2 separate regions of the Homo sapiens genome follow, and region 2 is linked to region 1. A link is a loop called in an ENCODE intact Hi-C map of the cell type or tissue named here. Cell type or tissue: MCF 10A. All regions are shown on one strand. Each heading gives the region's core, and the rest is flanking DNA. Links, peaks and the distances in the headings are about the cores only. Region 1 has its middle 31 kb from the start of LINC02458. Region 2 has its middle 160 kb from the start of LINC02458.

Region 1 (10,954 bases), core at 2,056-10,055:
TGCTCTGCAGAGTCCTCTCCATCATTTACTCAACTGGTTGCTAAGTAATTTCCAATCCAGTCCCACAATTAGAATGAATGGCTCTGGCTACTGGTTGGTCAGAAAACTGTTCTGTTCATCATTCATTAATTCATACATTCATTAGGGCTTGTCATGAACTGTGAATGGATGTAGCAAAAGGTTTTGCACACAGCCTAAGAGAAAAAAATGATGGAAAATAGAAAATTCTCTTGAGTTAACTTTTCCCTTCTTTTGGCATTCTGTTCCCTTGTTTAGCCACTACATATAATAAGTTTCATTTTTTAGTGTTTAGAACACTACCAGCAGGTGTTTTCAAATTAATTAAAATAAAAACTAAGCATCTTAAGGCAAGATCAAACTTTCTGTCATCAAATAATCATAATGAAATAATTGGTTTTATTATAGCAAACATCTTTATAGATAGTGCTTGCAATGTGCCAGGCACTAAGAGTTTTTTGTATATTATTTCATTTAATTCTACGAGGATCCTATGAGGTAGGAACACAATTATCCTATGAGGTAGGAACTATTATTGTCCTTATTTTATAAATGAGAAAACAGAGGAATAATGAATTTGAGATTTAGGCTAAAGTTATACAACAAGCGGCAAAGCAAGAGTTCATTTCACAATTATGCTCTGTGAAGTAAAGAAACATTTACAGGCATTTTTTAACTAGTGAGACCCTGTCGTGCTGGATTTTAAGACAAGGAGATAAAAGAGAATGATATTAATACAAACTTTGTAGTGCCTAGTTTTAGTCTCATGCATATTTTAATTTTTCATTTCTGAGCAACTCAGTCCTGTTTTCATGAAATAATGCAGTGATGTGACATAACGCTGATTGTGACATGGGTTAGTGATTTTCACAAATAGGATTTTGACTTAATACATTGAGCATCTGATATTTTGGACCTTTTAGTATTTGAGACTGACTTGTCAAAATAAGGATTTTTTTCTGAATAAAATGCAATCGATTGAAGTTGAATGAAGTGCAAAATGAGGTGTGCTCTACGCCCCTGGAACCCATGTCACCCTGACATAAAGGTCTGTTTCCATGGTAGCAGATCAAGGCATTAACTGTTTGTTTCGGGGCTGATATGATGACAAGATTTTGATTCTGAATTTGCCCTCATTAGTTCTGTCTTTGGATTCCCCACTTCCTCTTGCATCTGGTCTCATCACAAGTTAATGATAACCAGTCATTACAAGAAGAAAATAAAAAACATAATCATCTGGTGAAACTTTCTAGAACCTGATAAATGGAAAAACTTTTGTTCCCATTAATTCACTTGACCTTTCCAAAGGGTGCCTCAGAATGGTTTTAAGAGGCTTTTTTCCCTGTTGTCCTTATGATTATCCTCATGCCTGGCCTGAGTGTTGGTGGTTAAATGGAAAAAGAATAAAGAATGATTACTTCTACTCCCTCCCGCGTTGCACCTGTTGCTTACATTTAAAGAAACATGGAGTGGGCATATGGGAGAATGGAAAGAAAAGGAAAAGAAAAGCATGAGAACTGCCTCTATTGTGATCATTGTGATGGGTTGGCTCAAAAACTGAGCCAAGTTTTTCATATTTCTCAAGTTCCATGAAGTCCAACATGTTCAGTCTGTTGCTTTTCTTGAAAAATAAAATGATTTAATGATACTTTAGAAAGAAAGGGCATGCCCAATAAAAGAGACAAGATTTATATGTTATCTCTTGGTTTATCTATTAAAGGAAATTATAATTCTCATAGAAAACACTTACATAGAGAGTTAACATGTGCCAAGCACCGTGCTAAGTGCTATACCTATATGCACTTACGTATACTAAGACATTTATGCTATTTTAAGTTACAACAAAGAGATGTAAAATTATTTTCCCAGAGCTTCAAAATTATTAACTTGTAGAGGCAATTTTCAAACACAGATAGTCTAATACCAGACTTTAACAGTTAATCACGATTCTTTGCAGTCTCCTAAAATCTGATGCTTTCTGGTGTGATGCTTAAACATTTCTTAGTCATTGATTCCTACTCTCATTTACTAATTGACAGCATCATTCAGTTTGACAGCTGTGTGTCAAAATATTCACACAGCCTTTTTGTTTATTTGTGGTTATGTGTGCATGTGTGTGTAAGTCAAAGAAAATTAAAATAATTTTTGAATATAATTTTGCAATATCTTTAGAGATAATTATGGATAACTTGGAGTAAGTCAGGAATAAGCTTAGGAATCTCTTCTGTAGTATTTGTATCTGCACTTTTATTAACTTTTAGTTGAAAGTGAAAACAGCTGGCCACTTTGTTCTTTAATTCTTTACTCTTCTTCCTCCAAAGTTTCCTTCAACTTTTTATCAATGCCTGATATGGTTTGGCTGTGTCCCCACTCGAATCCCATCTCAAATTCCCATGAGTTGCAGGAGGGACCTGGTGGGAGGTAATTGAATCATGGGGGTGAGTCTTTCCCACGCTGTTCTTGTGATAGTGAATAAGTTCACGAGATCTGATGGTTTTAAAAATGAGAGTTTTCCTGCTCAAGCTCTCTCTCATTGCCTGCTGCCATCCATGTAAGACATGATTTGCACCTCCTTGTGGGTCACCATGATTGTGAGGCCTCCCCAGCCATGTGGAACTGTAAGTCAATTAAACCTCTTTCTTTTGTAAATTGCCCAGTCTCAGGTATGTCTTTATTAGCAGTGTGAGTGCGGATTAATACAGTAAATTGGTACCAGTAGAGTGGGACATTGATGAAAAGATACCCCAAAATGTGGAAGTGACTTTGAAACTGGGTAACATGCAGAGGTTGGAACAGTTTGGAGGGCTCAGAAGTAGATAGGAAAATGTGGAAAAATTTGGAACTCCCTAGAGACTTGTTGAGTGGCTTTGGCCAAAATGCTGATAATGATATGAACAAAGAAATCCAGGCTGAGGTGGTCTCAGAAGGAGATGAACTCATTGGGAACTGGAGCAAAAGTGACTCTTGTTATATTTTAGCAAAGAGACTGGTGGCACTTTGCCCCTGCCCTAGAGATTTGTGGAACTTTGAACTTGAAAGATGATTTAGGGTATTTGATGAAGAAATTTCTAAGCATCAAAGGATTCAAGAGGTGACTTGGGTGCTGCTAAAGGCATTCAGTTTTAAAAGGTAAACAGAGCATGAAAGTTTCGAAAATTTGCAGCCTGACAATGTGACAGAAAAGAAAATCCCATTTTCTAAGGAGAAATTCAAGCCAGCTTCAGAAATTTGTGTAAGTAACAAGGAGCTGAATGTTAATCCCCAAAACAATGAGGAAAATGTCTCCAGGCATGTCAGATGTCTTCATGGCAGCCCCTCCCATCACAGGCCCAATGGTGTAGGAAGAAAAAATAGTCTTCTGGGCTAGGCCCAGGGTTTCTGTGCTGTGTGCAGCCTAGGGACTCAGTGCCCTGTGTCCCAGCCACTCCAGCTGTGACTAAATAGGGCCAAGGTACAGCTCAGGCTGTGGCTTCAGAGGGTGCAAGCCCCAAGTCTTGGCAGCTTCCATGTGGTGTTGAGCCTGTGGGTGCACAGAAGTCAAATATTGAGGTTTGGAAACCTCTGCCTAGGTTTCAGAGGATGTACAGAAACACCTGGATGTCCAGGCAGAAGTTTGCTGCAGGGGCAGGGCACTCATGGGGAAACTCTGCTAGCGCAATGCAGAAGGGAAATGTGGGGTGGGCACCCCCACCCAGAGTCCCCACTGGGGCACTGCCTAGTAGAGCTGTGAGAAGAGGGCCACTTTCCTCCATACCCCAGAATGGTAGATCTGCTGATAGTTTGCATCATGTGCCTGGAAAAGCTGTAGACACTCAATGGCAGCCCATGAAAGCAGCCAGGAGGGAGGCTTTACCCTTTAAAACCATAGGTGCAGAGCTGCCCAAGACCATGGGAACCCACCTCTTGCATCAGCACGACCTGGATGTGAGACATGGAATCAAAGGAGATCATTTTGGAGAAGATTTGACTGCCCTGTTGGATTTCAGACTTGCATGGGGCCTGTAGCCCCTTTGTTTTGCCCAATTTTTCCCATTTGGAATGGCTGTATTTACCCAATGCCTGTACCCCCATTGTATCTAGGAAGTAACTAACTTGCTTTTGATTTTGCAAGCTCATAAGCAGAAGGAACTTGCCTTGACTTGGATGAGACTCTGGACTGTGGACTTTTTAGTTAATGCTGAAATGAATTAAGACTTAGGGAGACTGTTGGGAAGACACGATTAGTTTAGAGATGTGAGGACATGAGATTTTGGAGGGTCCAGGGGCAGAATGATATGGTTTGGCTATGTCCTCACCAAAATCTCATCTCAAATTCCCACATGTTTTGGGAAGGACCTGGTGGGAGGTAATTGAATCACTGAATCATCATTATCGTGAGAAAAGCAGGTCTTTCACATGCTTTTCTCCTGATAGTGAATAAGGCTCAAGAGATCTGATGGTTTTATAAGTGGGAGTTTCCCTGCACAACCTCTCTCTCTCTCTTTGCCTCCTGCCATTCATGTAAGACATGACTTACTCCTCTTTGCCTTCCACCATGATTGTGAGGCCTCCCTAGCCCTGTGGAACTGTAAGTCAATTAAACCTCTTTCTTTTGTAAATTGCCCAGTCTCAGGTATGTTTTTATCAGCAGCATGAAAACAGACTAATACAGTGCCTCTATTTCAAACCTGAGTGTGTGGGATTGAGATATATCTAGATAGTTGGTGATAATGCTGTAATTTGTTTAGTCATTCAGGTTCATCCTAATGAAGTATTGATAAGACAATAAGCGTTTATACTTTGGGCTGCGTTTGGGTCAGGGTTCAACAAAATAATGCTACTTATTCCATATTGGAGTTCATTTTTAGATTTCAATTCACTCTCAATTTTTGCTTAATTCCTGGTGGGGAGAATCATTTAAATCAATTTGATATGATTTAAGTCACAGCATGATTAAATCTTCATCAAAAAAGAGCTTTACCAACATAGTCATAACATATTATCATAATATTATCATAATAGTCATAAGATCATCAATGGCCATTTATTAGGCCTCCATTTAACATATAATATTGACTTAAATTACTACTATACTTTAGAGTTTGAGGGTGATGACAGAGTAAAATACTTGAATCAGCCTCTAAAACTGTGTACATATAGAGGTGTTTAATAAAGCCGTTCTGGGCAGTTTTTATTTCATAAGCCAGAAATAATTTAGCATTTTATTAAGATTTGTATTACTGAAAACTGTCAGGTACCCAAATGCTGAATGATTGATAGTGTTTCTCTACCCTCTAGTGGTCTGATGCAGAACTGAAAAGGCCAACACGAGAATCTTCAAGTACAATTGCCTGGGAATCCTGAGGTCTGGACAGCAACACCTGAATCTGAATCTCTTTTGGGTTGAATCATAAAAGAAAATAGTATGGAGAGATTTAAGGCCAGGCCTCTGGAGAAGGGTAATATAAGCATGGATTTTCATCTTTAAGCTGATTTCAAAACATGACAGATGGAGTGGAGGTGGTTTACAAAAACGTTTCCCCTTTACATGTCTTACTTATTCTGGAATACTGAAGGGTGAAGTACATTGAAACAAATAATCTCTCCCTGGATTTCTCATCAATGACATTATTGACATTGGGCGTGACAATGCTTTGTTGTGGAGGACCCCCTTGTGCATTATAGAATGTTTAGCAGCATCCCTGTCTTCTTACCCACTAGATAACAGGAACATCCTGCACCCCATCCCTAACTGTGATAATCAAAATGTCTCTAGCATGGAAAATATCTTCTTTGGAGGAAGAATTTCCCCCATTGAGAACCGTCTTGCTCTTAACGGTTCCTATTAGGTAGGTTGGAAATAATTTGCCAATAAAAATAATTATTTTATTGGCAGGGCGCGGTGGCTCATGCCTGTAATCCCAGCACTTTGGGAGGCCAAGGCAGGCAGATCACGAGGTCAGGAACTCGAGACCATCCTGGGGCTAGCACGGTGAAACCCCGTCTCTACTAAAAATACAAAAAAATTACCAGGGCTTGGTGGCATGCACCTATAATCCCAGCTACTCAGGAGGTTGAGGCAGGAGAATTGCTTGAACCCAGGAGGCAGAGGTTGCAGTGAGCCGAGATGGTGCCACTGCACTCCATCCTGAGAGACAGAGTGAGACTCCGTCTCAAAAATATATATATATTTTAATACTTAGCACTTGCTAATAATCCCTGTATTATTTAATTTAATCCTTATAAGAATCCTCAGGTGTAAGTCCTACACTAGTATTATCCCAGTCTTACAGATGAGGAAACGAGGACTCAGAGGAGTTGAGTAACTTTTGTGACATTGCATAGGCAAATGGTAGAGCCAGCATTAAAATCCAGGTAGTCTAGCTCTGAAATCTGCATTTCGAAACACTCTATCATAAGAGTGTCAACCTTTTTTTTTTTTTTTTTTTTTTTGAGACGGAGTCTCGCTCTGTCGCCCAGGCCGGACTGCGGACTGCAGTGGCACAATCTCTGCTCACTGCAAGCTCCGCTTCCCGGGTTCATGCCATTCTCCTGCCTCAGCCTCCCGAGTGTCAACCCTTTTAAATCTCTCAAATGGGATGAAAAAGAGCATTACTGATTTACAAGCAATAATAATCCATAGATTCCAATTTGCATAATTCTCTGGACTGACAATAAAACAGAAGGGAAAGACAGTGGAATGACCTTGTCAGAGGAAGATCCATTCATTTTCTTCATTTACTTATCGAATGCCTACTGTCTACACAGATACAGAAATGTATAAAACAAAGGTCCTGCCTTCTGAAGCTTACTTACATTGTTGCAATCAACAAGAAAATGAACAAAGTCATATATATGATATTTCATATAATAATATGCTATGGAGAAGATAGAACATGTTAAAGGGAATAGACAGGGCATGAGATGGAGCAAGAGTTCTGCTATTTTTATATAGGTCAGGGATGAAGGAATGAGAAAGTGACCAAGTGAAGATGTGATGGGGAAGTATTCCCAGTGGTGAGAATAACAAATGCAAAGGCCCTGAGGTAGGAGTATATTTGAAGTAGGAGCAAATTTGCTAGCGTGGCATGGGGAAGGCAAGTAGTCAATAGGATTGGAGTAGAGTTGAGTGAAGGGGAATAGAAGAAGATGAGGTTGAGAGGCAGTGGCAAACAGGCAGGAAGGGAACTGCAGATCTTGCAAGGCCTAGTAAGCCCTTGTAAGAACTTCAACTTTTACTCAGCATGAGATGAAAATGTATTGGAAAGAGAAATGCCATGCTCTGACTTAATTTTTCAAAAGATTATGCCAACCTTCTTTCCATGTTTGGAAAGTAGTTTTTCATACTGATTAAAATAATAAGTTCTGCAATCAGACTGAACTAATTCTAAATATCTCTAAAAAGTTCACTTTCTGTGGGTTTTGGGACAAGTAACTTGCCTTTGTCTTGATTTTCTTGTCTGAAAAGAAAAAGATGTGGCAGTACTCTAGTTTATTGAATCTAAGTGCCATCAGACAGGAGATGCACCATTATTTTACGTATCAATAAGAAAACAAAACATAACACTGCTAATGATGTACAAATCAGTCAAATCAGGCTCATGTACAAGTTAGTCAAATCAGTCTCTCTGAGTTTGGAAATGTCATTAATCTATTGCTGGGGACTTGGCAATTTTTCCTGCCTTCACTTGCATTGCTTGGCATGAAATAGACAATTATTTTGCATATATCCCTGCCTTTGCTTGAATTGCTTGTCATGTAATAGACAATTATTTTACATATGTCTAGAAACAAAATGAAGCACAACTTCATTTATTTATTGATGCTTTCATTTCTTAGTGCCCCATAAAGCATTTGGCTGTTGCTTTGGAAAAAAAGATGAAATTTCTTTCTTATAATGAGTATTTACTTTACTAATACCAAATTTAAAGTCACATCTTATGCTTGTCAAAAAACCTTTGGTTTAGTGTGAAATATTTTTAAACAGCAGCAATTAAACTCGGCATATACAGTGCCAATGATGTGCATAAGTCAACTGAAGTGACAGGAATATGAGTTTGCGCATTCATAGACAACAAGAGAATTACATCATGTCTGCCCTTTGGCCCATAGTGATTGTAAGGTGACATCAATCTTATATAAAAATATATATAGATAAAGACATGATGTATAGAAAATGATATGTATGTCTAAAATCTGTGTGTATGTGTGTTTTTGTTTCAGAATTGATAAAATATGTGGTAGTACCTGCGCTACAGAACAGAATTCACTTGGAAGTTCTTGGCATATAGTAAGCACTCAGTAACTGTCAGTTATCGCTCTCATCTCTATGAAGACTGTATTTGACATGACATCATCTCCATAAGATTCCTGAACTCAACTTTATTTCCTCTTTTTTCCTTTAACCCCAATTTTCTAATACCAATTAGTAAGGTGGCTTCCTCTCCTTCTGGACTTGCTACTCCCAGAAGGAAATTAAATTACAAGTCTCTAATTCCCTAGGCATTCCCTTGTAGCCAAAGTCATTAATCAGTGGCTCATATTTAAAAAAATTGCTCTAGGCCTCTGGAGACTCTTTCTATGGCATAATAGATTTTCATTTGTTTCTCATCCCCTGAGTAGCTTTTAATTCAGGATGGATATTTGCCCTGCAATTTCTTTTATTCCCTGGATAATTTGAAAAGCCAGGGGAACAGTGTCACTTTGTCTTATCCCTTCCCTCTTTATTAGTCAGTCTGTTCTAACAAAATGTTGGTTGGTCCACGCTTTTCATGGAATGTCATGGTTAACTGATAAGCTGCCCCCAAACTCGGTATCCTGGTTTAATGTTATAATCATAATGCCCTCTGAGATCACTTAGAGAAAAGCTGAGGGTAGCAACTCTGTGGATTCTTATTTACCTTATGCGTTTGACATCTGCAATGATGTGCTTCTTTACCACCTCCCTCATCAAATTAAACTAAGAATGAAAACAGATGGGCTGGGAAGCCAGTGGATCAAAAGAAGGACCTGGGGGAAGCTCAGCTTGGGGACCGGCTTGCTCTTTGCCCTCACTATTTGTCAACTGGGAATCTCCTGGGTGCTCAGCTGTGCTGGAATCTCAGGTAAGGCAAAGACTTTGTCAGTTTCTATCAGGCCCAAGTGCTTAACAAGATCTTAAGTCTACATATGGAGTTGCTGCTAGGTCTCCTAAAGCAGGTGATGTGTTCAGAATTACAGGCTGTATAAATGTCACAGAGTCAGTCGGGAGAGTACCCATTTGTGAGGAGAGGTGAGCAGTTGAAAACTCCTTTATATTTTAGTTAGTTGACCCCACTTACTTCATCTGGGTAGAGTGTAATGAAGCTGATTACTGGGTCCCTTTAAAATTATTGATTAAAATTTAAGGTAATCTATCTAAACTATACATTCCTGATTATTGATAGAACTCTAAGCAGTTTAATTCACTTGTTACTCACGCCTAGATTGGAATTTGTAAAGTGGCTAGTGTCCAGATACTTGTCCTAGAGGTCACTTAGGCTCTAATTGATTTTCCTGAAAGCTTTGAAACTATCTGCCATTTTAACTCTCAAACTTTTTTTGACAGTCATCTCCCGGTTGGCTCTCTCATTTGAGTGTGTTTTCATTGCATGTTATTATTTCTTTGTTTTATTATCCAAGTTCATATGAAAATGAACCCAAAGTATTATATTTTAGCTGCCCATTCCCATTATGGGATGTCTAGAGTCCTGCTTTTCCTTATTATTATTTTTTTAAATTTAAAAACCCTAACACTTGCAGGCTTTAATAGTCTTTCTTCTTTGATGCATTTCAGATAAAGAAAATGGTTGTAAATTGAGAGAAATCTTTCTGATTCGTGCCTATGCATTGATCTTATCCATAAGGATCTGTCTTCAGAGGAGAAATGTATAGTCTAGACAGGAAGAGGAATAGTGGGTATAGGGAAACAACAGGCAGAGTGGAGCTCCCCCTGGCTCTGTGGATTTAACCTCTGGGAACAAACACCCACAACGGGTCCCTGCGTTTGAAAAGGATTAGTAAAGCTGAGGGGGCTAAATAAATATTCATGATCACATACAAGCAAATGATTAGAAGTCAGACAACCTGCCCCTGGTAAGAGTCTGTTATAAGCAAAATATTCTCCCTAGAAGGAAAGGAGATTGATATTAACAATTTTCATTGGTCTTGGAGAGACTGATCTTATTGTCTGTCAAATGAAGTTAGAATTAGGTTTGAAAGAGTCTTAAGCTTCTTTAATAATCTATCCTAATCACCTGTCTAATGCTATACCCCGTTACTACAGAAACATCTTTAATACCCTTTTATTTGAGGAGTCTATTCTGGGAAATATTCTGTTGATGGAGAGTTTAGGGGGATCTGATGTTGTTCAGCCAACTTAAAATCAATCTACCAAAATTAATTTGGACCACCTACTATTTGCCTGTTTTTCTAGTTGCTGAGATTATGACAGTATTAAAGGTGTAGTGGATTGCATCGCTGGCCTTGAGTCTTGATCCCATCCCTTTCCATACTTGTTGCTGGGTAACTTTGAAATTCATCTCACTAAATAGAGAGACATGTTGAGTGGCCAGCCAGTCCAGATTTACCCAAGGACTTTCCTGGTTTTACTATGGAAATTTCTGCATTCTGGAAGCCCCCCAAGTCCTGGGCAATCTGAGATGGTTGGTCACTCTTAGTGAAGTGTATTTCTATATCCCTTTGCTGTGAGATAGGTCTTGTGTTATATTTGGCCAATAGGATGAGGTAGAAATTACAGTGTGTCAGTTCTAAACCTATTCCTTAATAGACTTTGCATGTTTGCCCTATCTGTGCTTCTGCTGTCACCATAAGTACATGCTCTGATTATCACGTTGATCCAAGTAGGATGTTGGTGTGTAGAGCACAGCCAAACTCAAGACAGCAGCCCAGATAAACCCCGTTTGTACCAGCCAATCTC
Region 2 (10,954 bases), core at 974-8,973, 130 kb before region 1:
GCACATTCATTGGCGGTGGCAACATTTATTTTGCAAAGACAAAGTTGATGATAATAATAATTCCTGGGGCTGAGTCAGATCAGTTGGCCCTAGGACCCACTGTTTCTTCACAACCATGAAGTGTCCTTCCGTGGCTAGGCTCCTGTCCACTCCACCCATCCTTCACCCTCCCCATTGCCTCCCAGTCACCCTCACAGGACATGACTTTCCCTTTCTCCCACTCCAAGTGGTTATGCAAGAATCAGGCTGCTCTTTATCCTAGGGGCCCTTATAAGAACAAACTTGAGAAGAAATACTTAGTTATTTCAAAACATGAAATGAAGCAACTTGTCTCCCATTTCATCCATGAGTCAAGAAATTTGTTGGAAATGAGTTCCCATATCATCTTCTATGCTGATTTGGAATAAACCTGATAAGTTGTTCACTTTCTCTTGGCTTTAGGATTCTTGTTTGTAAAACAAACGATTGTGAAATAAGAAGGTTGGGTTGCCTGTGATGAGTGGAGTTGTTATAGTGAGAAGTACTAAAAAAGTGTTTGGTGAAGAGATCACTGTCAGAGACATCTGGACTTGTTAAGTACACTAAACTCTAACAGGATGATCTCAGGTAGAAGACTAAAGTGTGGGAAGAAGACCCAACCTAAATCTACCTTACCATGGCAGTGTTCTCTTTCTTTCTCTTTTCATCTGAAGATGGGGAGGGGTGAAATAATGACCTGAGAAAGGGATGGGAAGAATAAATATCGGAATATCAGCATGTTCATGTTGGAAACAGGGTGGTCAGGTCAACCATCAATTCTACCCCAGGACTTTTTCGAATGGGCACCAAAGGACACTGATTTGCCTTCTTGATTTGTCTCCAAGTTAACTTTTTCAAAAGTTAGGGGATAAACACTATATTTAATGATTTACTACATCCAGTGTGCAAGAGTTTATGTAACATTTTGTGAAATGTATTTATGTTTTCAGGCAATATCATATTTTTGGGTAATGATTTTCATAAAGTAAAAATTTTTAATTTTCAAGAAGAGATAGAGAATAATTAGGGTCTCTGAGAGGATGCTGGAAAATCATGCCCAAGATTCTTCTCTTCTCTGCCATACTTCCCACCCAAATTTAATATAAATAACTCAGTGTGGTTGTCTTAGATTTTAAAATGTGAAGAGTCTTCCTGTTACCTTCCTAGACACTGTCTCCAAAATATATTACTGCCTGACTTGCCCAAAGAAAGAAAGCATGTTATATATAGTCACTGATTTCTTTGTTCTGGCTTCTTTTGCCACAAACAACAAACCACTATGCTGTAATATAATTTAATTTAATTTAATTTTTTTTGAGACAGGGTCTCACTCTGTCACCCAGGCTGGAGTGCAGTGGTACGACCAAGGTAGGTGGGACTATAGGTGCACACCACCATGCCCAGCTAATTTTTTATTTTTATTTTTTATAGAGATGGGATTTCACTATATTGCCCAGGCTGATCTCGAACTCCTGGGCTCAAGCAATCTGCCCGCCTTGGCCTCTTAAAGTGCTGGGATTACAGACATGAGCCACCATGCCCAGTCTGTAATGCCATTTAGATGGTTGTTCTACTTATCTAAAAATAAGTGCTGACTTTTTGTCACTTTCATTGGGACAAGTTTAACAAATTCTTTACCTACAGAAACTAGAGAAAGAATTTGACTATTAAAAATATGGCAAGTGTTTCCAGAGTTTAGCCTTTCTATAAAATGCTATTCATTAGGCAATCCTCATTTGCAGGGAGGAAATGGAAAAGGTGATGTGACAGAGAGTGACCAGGTTGGAGAAGGAAGGATGGCAGGAGAATCTCTACTTTCAATGTTCAGAGGGGGCTTCTTTCTACGGGGAGGTAACATCAGAGCTGAGAATAGAAGGCTAATGATGACAAGCAACACAATAATGACCTATAACTATTAAGCACTTAATTATATTTCAGTCATTTACATATATTAATTCACAGTGTCCTGGTATTCGTACTCCCAAGTCCCTGCTTTTAAAATTCCCTGCTCTTGTGGTTAAATCTTGTGAAAAATTGGGGAAGAATATTCCAGAAAAAGGAATGGCAGGTAGAAAGTCTTTAAGCAAGCATGAAATTAGGTATGTTTAGGAACTGAAAGAAGCTCAGAGTGGCTTGTGTGTAATGAGCTAGGAAGAAAAGTTTATATGTATGGGGAAGTATATTGAAGGCCACAGTGAAAATAAAAGTTTTCGTTTTGTTCTTTAGTCTTAGGAATTATCTAATTTATTATTACTTTTTTTTTAGATATTTGAAGGTAAACTTCTAATTTTTTACTGTACATATGCAATGAACTGGCACATAGCAGAACAGACTCAGCATAGTTTTTTGAAAGAAAATATTCTAATATCATATCTTCAATATTATACAAATAATTATTGAGTGTGATAGAATTTAGCTATTTAGTATTTCTACTCTTTAAAATATCCAAGTCTAAATAACTCGCCAGCTTGAATAATGTCATCCGCCACAGTCTAAACAGGCCTATTGACCACTCCAGCAGATTGTTTCTATTAGGTGCATTTTCTTCTTGATCTTAAGACTTCCACAAAAGTATAAATATTTAACATCTTTGAGCAATTTAAGCAATCACAGTTTGCTGGAATATTAAAAATGCAATAGTGATGAAAAACAAAAGTATTTCTAACAGAATGCAGACCCAGATCTAGATAAATATAGCTTACTTGTTCATAATCTTCTTTCTCAGGAAACCATGCCTGTCTTCAACAGGATTTTTTCAGTTTAGGTTTGCCCTTTTAACACACTGAGTCATTGTTTGGTAATCAGAACAGTCTCCCCTAGCATTACATTTTTTCTAGGAAATTGGCTCACAGGTTTGATCACGCTTAACAAAGGGTGTCTACCTTGTAAAAAAGGACAAAGCTCTGTGTTGGTATATAGGTACTGAGGAGATTAGCATTTTTTAAAAGACTATTTTTTAGAGTAATTTTAGATTCACAGCAAAATTGAGAGGAAGGTATAGAGATTTCCTGTATACTCCCCACCCCTACACATGCATAGCCTCCACCACTATTAAAATCTCCTATCAGGATGTTACATTTGTTACAGTTGATAAGCCTGCACTGACACAATATAATCACCTCAAATCCATAATTTGCATTAGGGTTCACTCATGGTGATGTATATTCTACGAGTCTGGACAAATGTATAATGACATGAATTCACCATATAGTATCATACAGAGTATTTTCATTGTCATGAAAACCCCCTGTGCTCTGGCTATTCCTCCTTCCCTCCCTTCTAACCCCTGGCAACCATTGATCATCTTACTGTTTCTATATTTTTGCCTTTTGCAGAATATCCTATAGTTGGAGTCATATAGTATGTAACTTTTCAGTTTGGCTTCTTTCACTTAGTATACAAGCATTTAAGCTTTCTCCATGTCTTTTCAAGGCTTGATAGCTCATTTCTCTTTAGCACTGAGTAATAGTCCATTTTCTGGATGTGCCTCAGTTTATTTATACATTCATCTGCTGATGGACATCTCAGTTGCTTCCAAATTTTAGCAATTATGAATTAGGCTGTTATAAACATCTGTGTGCAGGTTTTTGTGTGGACCTAAGTTTTCCATTTCTTTGGTAAATACCAAGGAGCAGGATTGCTGGATCATATGTTAAGAGTGTTCAGTTTTTAAAAAGCTGCCAAATTGTCTTCCATAGTAGCTGTACTATTTTGCATTCCTACCAGCAATAAATGGGTCCTTGTGCTTCACATCCTAGTCAGCGTTTGATGTTGTTAGTTCTGGGTTTTGTTCATTCTCAAAGGTGTGTAGTGGTATCTCATTGTTTCAGTTTGAATTTCCTTGATAACGTATGATATGGAGCATCTTTTGAGGTTAATATTTTAAAATACCACAATGGGTAGAAACAGAAATGCCTGTTCTACTCCTGTGCAGAATTAGAGAGCTGAATTCTCTCAGGATGATGAATAGTTTGCAGCCCCAAATATTATGAGCCTTTTTGACAAAAAAAATGAAACAAAAGCAAAAAGACAAAAAACAAACAAAAAACAGAGTAGCTTAGTACTTGGGGTATTAAGAACATGTTGAAAAAGATTGACCCCCTGAGGTTAGTGAGAATTGTTTTAGGTGAAGAAAAGGCAAAAAAAAAAAGCTTCATTCAGATGCAGGACTAAGTGTTTATTATTTGAGTCCAGAAATGGATGGGAGTGAATAAAAGGGGATGTTCCCTTAGTAGGGTGATGTTTTTGGCAACAGTACAACTGATGTTGCAAGAAGGGAAACAGTCTCCAGATGAAAATCTCTTACAGGTTGGCGTTTGCCCAAAACTGAAATGTTGACAGGGAAGTACAGGCACACCCAAAAACATCCTGATTAAATTGCAGGTGTTGTGCAAAACCAAGTGGGAAGAGCAAGTATTTTTAACTAGTAAGCAGATTCTGGTAGTTGCCTTATATATGGTGTGTGTAGTGTGTGATTTTATAAAATCTCAGGAAACAAGGTAACTGTTTTATGCTTTTGTTATCAAGCTAAGTTTTGTGTGGAGAATCATATACTATTTGTTTCGGAATGTACATTTCAAGTTATTTCTAGCGTTTTTTTTTGCAGAAGTAATTCCTCTTAAATAAAAATGTAAATGGAATTTTACTACATAGAAACGATATTTTATTCATAAAATAACCTTATAAGTTCAAATTGAATAAATTTCCTCAGTATATAGTCAATAAATGAAACTAAGGTTGTTTTGATTAATACAAAAACTTGGAATGAGAGCTTACTATGACACTTGTGATTTCACATAATCCTTAGCATCTAATTTAGTTTAGTATTTCTTTTGTATTTACACACTATCAAAAAAGATCCTAATTTACTCAGAAAACTAGTTGCAAATGGGAAGTCTTTAACAGGTTACTATGTAATCTCAGGATACTCTTGCAGAAGAAGCCTTTAATGTGAGGCCCATAAAAAGCAAGTCAAACTGGAAACACAAGTTAATGCATTGATAGTTTCCAATGTGTTAACATCTGGCATAGAGCTTTCTGGAGTGTTTTAAGTATTACGATATTTAAAATATTTTCCCCAAAACACTTAACATGCAAGTTGAGGTCAACATCTGTTGAACTTTTTCCACAGAAGCTCTTCCACAGAAACCTAGGGCTCAAAAGAACACTACTAGTTGTTAGTGGTGATGTGATAATTATCTCAGACTTCTCAAGAACTGAAGAGTATACACTCCAGTAAAATAAACAAGTGGAACACTGTTAAATAAAATAATGTACATTCTTGCTAGGAAATGTCACAAGCAAGACTGGAATCCAGGCTTCTTGGCCTCTTTCATGTTGAATTTTCATGGAGAATGAATTCAACACAGCATGTAATGGTTCACTGATTGTCAATTTTATTCATTTGTCACTTTATTAAGACATGCCTTATGGGCTAGTGCTCTTTCTTTTAATATGTGTTTCACCAACTAGATTTAAAGTCCCTTACCTAAAGGAATTGAGCCATATATTTTTCTGTAGCCACTAGCCCTGTGTGCACATAGTAGGAAATTAATAACATACTTTGGTTATTCATTTAAGAAATATACAAACTTATTCCCAAATAAACACCTATTGTTAATAATTTACTTGATGTGAGACATTCTGCTGATGCTTCTAGCTGTACAATTTTCAGTGCGTAGACTGATCTAGCTGTATATTTTGTTCAAAATCTCATGAGATAATTTTGTTTTCCTAATTAATGAAAGACATATAGATTGAATATCCATTACGTCTCTAGTGCACAGATAATTCTATGGATGCAATGGTGAGTCTTTTGCACAACTATTTCACGTATTATAAACACAAGAAGTTATTCACTAGAAACCATCATGTCAATGGGTAGTCATCATTGCTAAGTTTGTCATTAAATTGGTCTTTTAATGGGGATATTTGGTATTTTCTCTTTCATTTGCAATGATAGCAAATGGTAGCATTTAGATCTGATTTCATGTTGTGGGAAGACTAAAATTTCTTTTTCAGAAATATCCTGGCTTTGCTTAATAATATTTCATGTCCCACTCCTATATGTGAGTGTTATTATCCATCCAAGCAAAATATGTGTTGCCTCTTTAATGTTTGTAACAAGATTTCAATTTTTTCTTAAGCATTAGAGTGAATAATATAGAGTTGGCCTTTTGTTTCTAAAAAAAATGAAAAACTGGCAGTTTCATGTGGTTTTATCTAACGTATGAATCTAACTCAAATCCACAAATTGTTTGTATCCAACTCTTATCAAAAGTTCTGTGGAGAAAAGTGATAATAATGGAAGTTTAGTTTAAAGCAGGGGTCAGCAAAAGTTTTATGTAAAGAGCCAGATAGTAAATATTTAGGTTTTGTGGGCCATATGGTCATTAGAATTACTCTCTACACTACACTAGCATGAAAGCAGCTATCGACGTGAAGTAGATAAATGCATCTGGCTGTGTTGCAATAAAACTTTATTTACAAGAATGGATAATGGGCTGTATTTGGTCTGGGGTCTGTATTTTGCTCACCCCTGCCTGGCTTAAAGGATAGAGAATGATGTATCTGGACAATGTTGCTGTGTTATGAATTGTTATGAATTGCCTTTGCTGAATTAGTCTGTGATGTTTTGCTCTGGGCTTTCACTGGGGAAGAAGTTGAAAAACAACCTTATGAAATTATTTGTTGCATTTGCTCTGGGGATGCCACTGAGAATATTATTCACATGATTAATCAGTATTTCATTCAGAGCTAAAATCTAGAAATGATTTGCTTCTTCCAATGCCTAACTGATTTTTTGACTTTCAAAAATAAGAGTTATGGGGAGGGCAGAGTTGGGGGAGAGCGCCAGAGAAAATAGCTAATGCATGCTGGGCTTAATGCCTAGGTGATGGGAAAATCTATGTAGCAAACCACCATGGCACATATTTACCTATGTAACAAACCTGTACATCTTGCACATGTACCCTGGAACTTAAAATACAAAAAAAAAAAAAAAGGAGTTATAACTGACTGTGTCTCTCCTTTATGCTTTGGCTACTAGTAATATCAACACGAAAGCTGAGGTTCCACTAAAGCAACAATGTCAGTTATGATGTGTAGAGATCAGATTTTCTTTTTTTTTCTCTGTAATTGTTCTTATTTTGACTATATATTCAAATTAAATTTTCTTTGGCTTAAAAAGTTTTGTATTATAATCCACCATTTCCCTTTGCACTATTTATTACAAACTGACTCAAATTCTTGTGGATAATGTTTGAGAGTAAACACACAAAGTAAGTGATACATTTTTTATGTCTGAAAATCAAATTTCCTGCAAAGTTTTAGCATCCAAAGTCTTTTAATCTCAAGCACAAATTACTAAATTCTTTTAATCCAACAAATTTATGAAGATCTACTCTCTTGCCCTCAAGCAGTTTATAACCTGCTAGGGAAGACACATGTGTAAACAAGTAATGACAAAGCAACAAGATAATTCTTACAATGGAGGTATCTATACCAGGCAGCCCGGAGCTTGAGTTTCTAAGGAATGATGCTGTTGCATTATCCCCTCATTGGCATAGTGAGGCCAGTTCAGCAGAAGCAAATCTTTTGTGGATAGTCATTACCTCCTGTGGAAAAACTTCAAGGCATATAAACAAAATGAGGCTTGTACTTCCTCTTTTTATAAGCTCAAAAACTCTTCTATGATTAATTTAGACATTAAAATTCACCTTTTACGAAAACATGTTAATTTCCACCAAGATTTATTATGTATTTGTTAAAGCCATCAGTTTAAGCCTTATATCTAAATTAGACTGTGAATACTTCAAGAGTTTAAAGTTATATTACAGCCTGTAAACTTTTTTTTCACCAGGAAAGCCAAGGCATTTCTCTTCATGTTATTTAATACATACAAGCAAGACTAGTAGATGATTAAAAACCCATAAGTAATATTTTAAGGGCATTAAAGTAACTAATAAAAAATATAAGAAAAAATGTTATTGGGCCAGGCATGGTGGCTCACGCCTGTAATACCAGCACTTTGGGAGGCTGAGGTGGGCGGATTGTCTGAGCTCAGGAGTTCGCGACCAGCCTGGGCAACACAGAAAAATCCCGTCTCTACTAAAATACAAAAAATTAGCCGGGCATGGCTGGCGTGTGCCTGTAGTCCCAGCTACTCAGGAGGCTGAGGCAGGAGAATTGCTTGAACCCAGGAGGTGGAGGTTGCAGTAAGCCGAGATGGCGCCACTGTACTCCAGCCTGGATGACAGTGACTCCGTCTCAAAAAAAAAAAAAGTTATTCATAATAATTATGTCGGTAAATAAAACTCTTGTAATTTTTTCTTTGTTTCATGTGCAAAATAACATCCTTAAAATTATATCTATGCTGTTGTGTTTAAGCAATCATACATTTTTTTTCCATCAAACTATATATTTTTATGTTTATAATGTCAATATCTGAAAATTATTCATTAATTTGTTAGCAAATATTTATCAAGCACCTATTATGTGCCAGGTTCAGTTCCATATACAGTGGATACTGTAGTGAACGAGATAGGCAGTCCTTGACTTCATGGAGGCTACAATCTAATGGAAGAAGAGAGATGATAAAGATAGAGACAAATTTTTAGGAATACATATTTAAATAGTGATTAGAGCTATGATAAAAATAAAAGATAGAGATGGGAAAATAAGATGTTGGAGGATGGTGGTGGGTGGTGATCTACAAAGGTCTTTCTTTTTTTAATTATAATTTTTTAAATTTTAAAAGGTTTCTTGTAGAGATGGAAGGTCTCAGCATGTTGCTTTAGGCTGCTCTTGAACTCCTGGCCTCAAGTGATTCTCCTGCCTCGGCCTCCCAAAGTGCTGGGATTACAGGCATGGACCACCACACTCAGCCTTAAAGGCCTTTCTAAAGAATGATGAGAAGGATCCAGCCATGTGAAAACCTGGCAGGGAAGAGAAAGTATTTAGAATTTATTTAAGATTCTCCTATAGTCAGGGAATTAAGTTACTCATAAATTTTTAATATCAACAATATTATAGAAAACATAACTATATGCAATCTTTATTCTTACCTGCAATGGGAAAAATGTCTTTTAATAAATTATCCTTATTATGCTATTTCAAATGAGTAACATGAAGTCATTTTGGTTTGCCTGCAGATGCTTCACTCTGAGGTTCTGAGCCTGTTCCTAAGGAGAACAATTCTATTGAAGCTTCATTTCTTTTCTTCCAGGATGGAGCTTCCAGGATAGAGCTTCTTTTTTCCTCATGGCCTTGACCACCTAGAATGCCACTAGAATGGAGGTGAAACTGCGGTACATATATGGAGGGTTTGGAGGGTGGCTTAAGGATAAAATAGGAAAGAGGGAGGCAGATGGTAGGAAATGAGACTGGCACTCAATCATTTGAAGCTTACTGAAAGATTATACGATATTAAAAGTTAACATTCGAAGTTGTCCTGTCCTCTCACTATGGAAACGTTTATAATCAGCCAACAGAGAATAAGAATGTTGTCTGATAATGAACTATACTTTCGTGGTCACCCAGGTATTGCAGTATATAGTTGAGAGGTTAAATAGGCATGTGGTTAAAACATATATAAAATATCTTTAAATTTTCTTTTTTAGAATACGTTCTCAGAATTGGGACTTCCAGGTCAATGGCTATGATTATGTTTGTGGTTCTTGATATATCACCACATTGTTCCTAAACAGACTCTGTGTATCAATTTACTAGCCCTCCAAGAGCATCCTCTGAGGCCTATCTCACCAGACTGGTTGATATTTAAAACACAATTTAAATTCTTACATGCCAGGATTGAACTGGAGACTGATTGTCTAAGTGATCATCTGCTAAGTCTGGATAAAAGCACACACTGAACACCCTCACTGTTGATCCACAGTCTAAAACCCCCAATAGAGCATGCTTCTCCCCTCCTTTGGGCAGCCCTCCTGCACATGTAGCTTTTTGGCAACCCTATGAATTCTGTGTCTACCACATAGGCAGATTCTAGATTCCAAATGGCTAGTGTGAGAAAAGATAGCTTCCAGTGAAAAGTGACACTCCCTGGCCACATCCAACCATACACATACTGTCTCAAGCCTAGAAGAAATTATTGCAAATTCTGTAAGCTACTCTACTTTTGGTTCGTTTTTAGGGGTTAATACTGTGATTAAAATGTTTATCTCACTAGTTTTTGGTTTACAAATTTCCGATATCTATGGACAATCTGCTATGACTCATAAGGATTTAGAAAATCCCTCACTTTCTTTTTCCTGTCTTAATATAGTTATATTATTATTTTTAATTCCTCTATCTGTGACTTTTATAACTTCACATAATGTGTGAAATATTTATACCTTATTCTGTCAGCCCATGATTTTCAAATTTCAAAAATAAAGGTATACTAACATCTCTATTATTTTCTTCATTTCACTTCACCCCTCGACTCGTAGCTTCAATCATAAGCAATGTTTATATTATCAAAAAATATTCATAATATTTCTCTGTTATTTTGTGACCATAATTAAGCCTTTCATTCTCTGCGTGTAGGAGGTGTTGAAACTTCAAATGCTACAGAGGCCAGAGAGGCATGAGTTAATGGGATTTACATATCTTTTTGGTTTGGCCAGTGCAAGCTCAATGTTGCCTGCATGAATATTGGATCCAGTGATGCAAATCTCCTAGTGTTTTCAAAGAAGGTTGCCAATGCAGACATTTATGTGGAAACTCCAGATTTAAAACTCTAGATTTAAAAGTAGTGGAAACTCATTCAATCAAGATACACACACGAACACAGAGTAGGTCAAATAAAGCACTTCTGTGAGTTGGAGTTAGCATTTGGCTACCAATTTGTGATTTCAGGTGCATAGGCTGTGTCTAAAATTTGTAAATACACAAGTACCATTCACATTTTTATAATATTAAAATACTGTTCATAGCA

What was found. Hi-C counts contacts between places; a loop is a spot of excess contacts. Peaks named below come from ENCODE experiments on the same cell type or tissue, not always from the same donor. Only the 100,000 strongest peaks of a DNase experiment are listed, where the experiment ranks them.
Region 2: it touches region 1 in a loop (4-fold over the local background); 4 of 110 quality-filtered maps call a loop at or near these places.

What each region holds. Positions count from the first base shown.
Region 1 is chr12:89,045,609-89,056,562 of GRCh38, reverse strand. No RefSeq gene overlaps it. Among named protein-coding and RNA genes, the nearest start is that of LINC02458, 31 kb to the right of the region's middle. In MCF 10A, for the core only: a CTCF peak has its summit at 5,305 (motif pointing left); a DNase peak (open chromatin) is centred at 5,312.
Region 2 is chr12:89,173,565-89,184,518 of GRCh38, reverse strand. No RefSeq gene overlaps it. Among named protein-coding and RNA genes, the nearest start is that of LINC02458, 160 kb to the right of the region's middle. In MCF 10A, for the core only: no CTCF peak of the experiment used is centred there; DNase peaks (open chromatin) are centred at 2,828 and 4,318.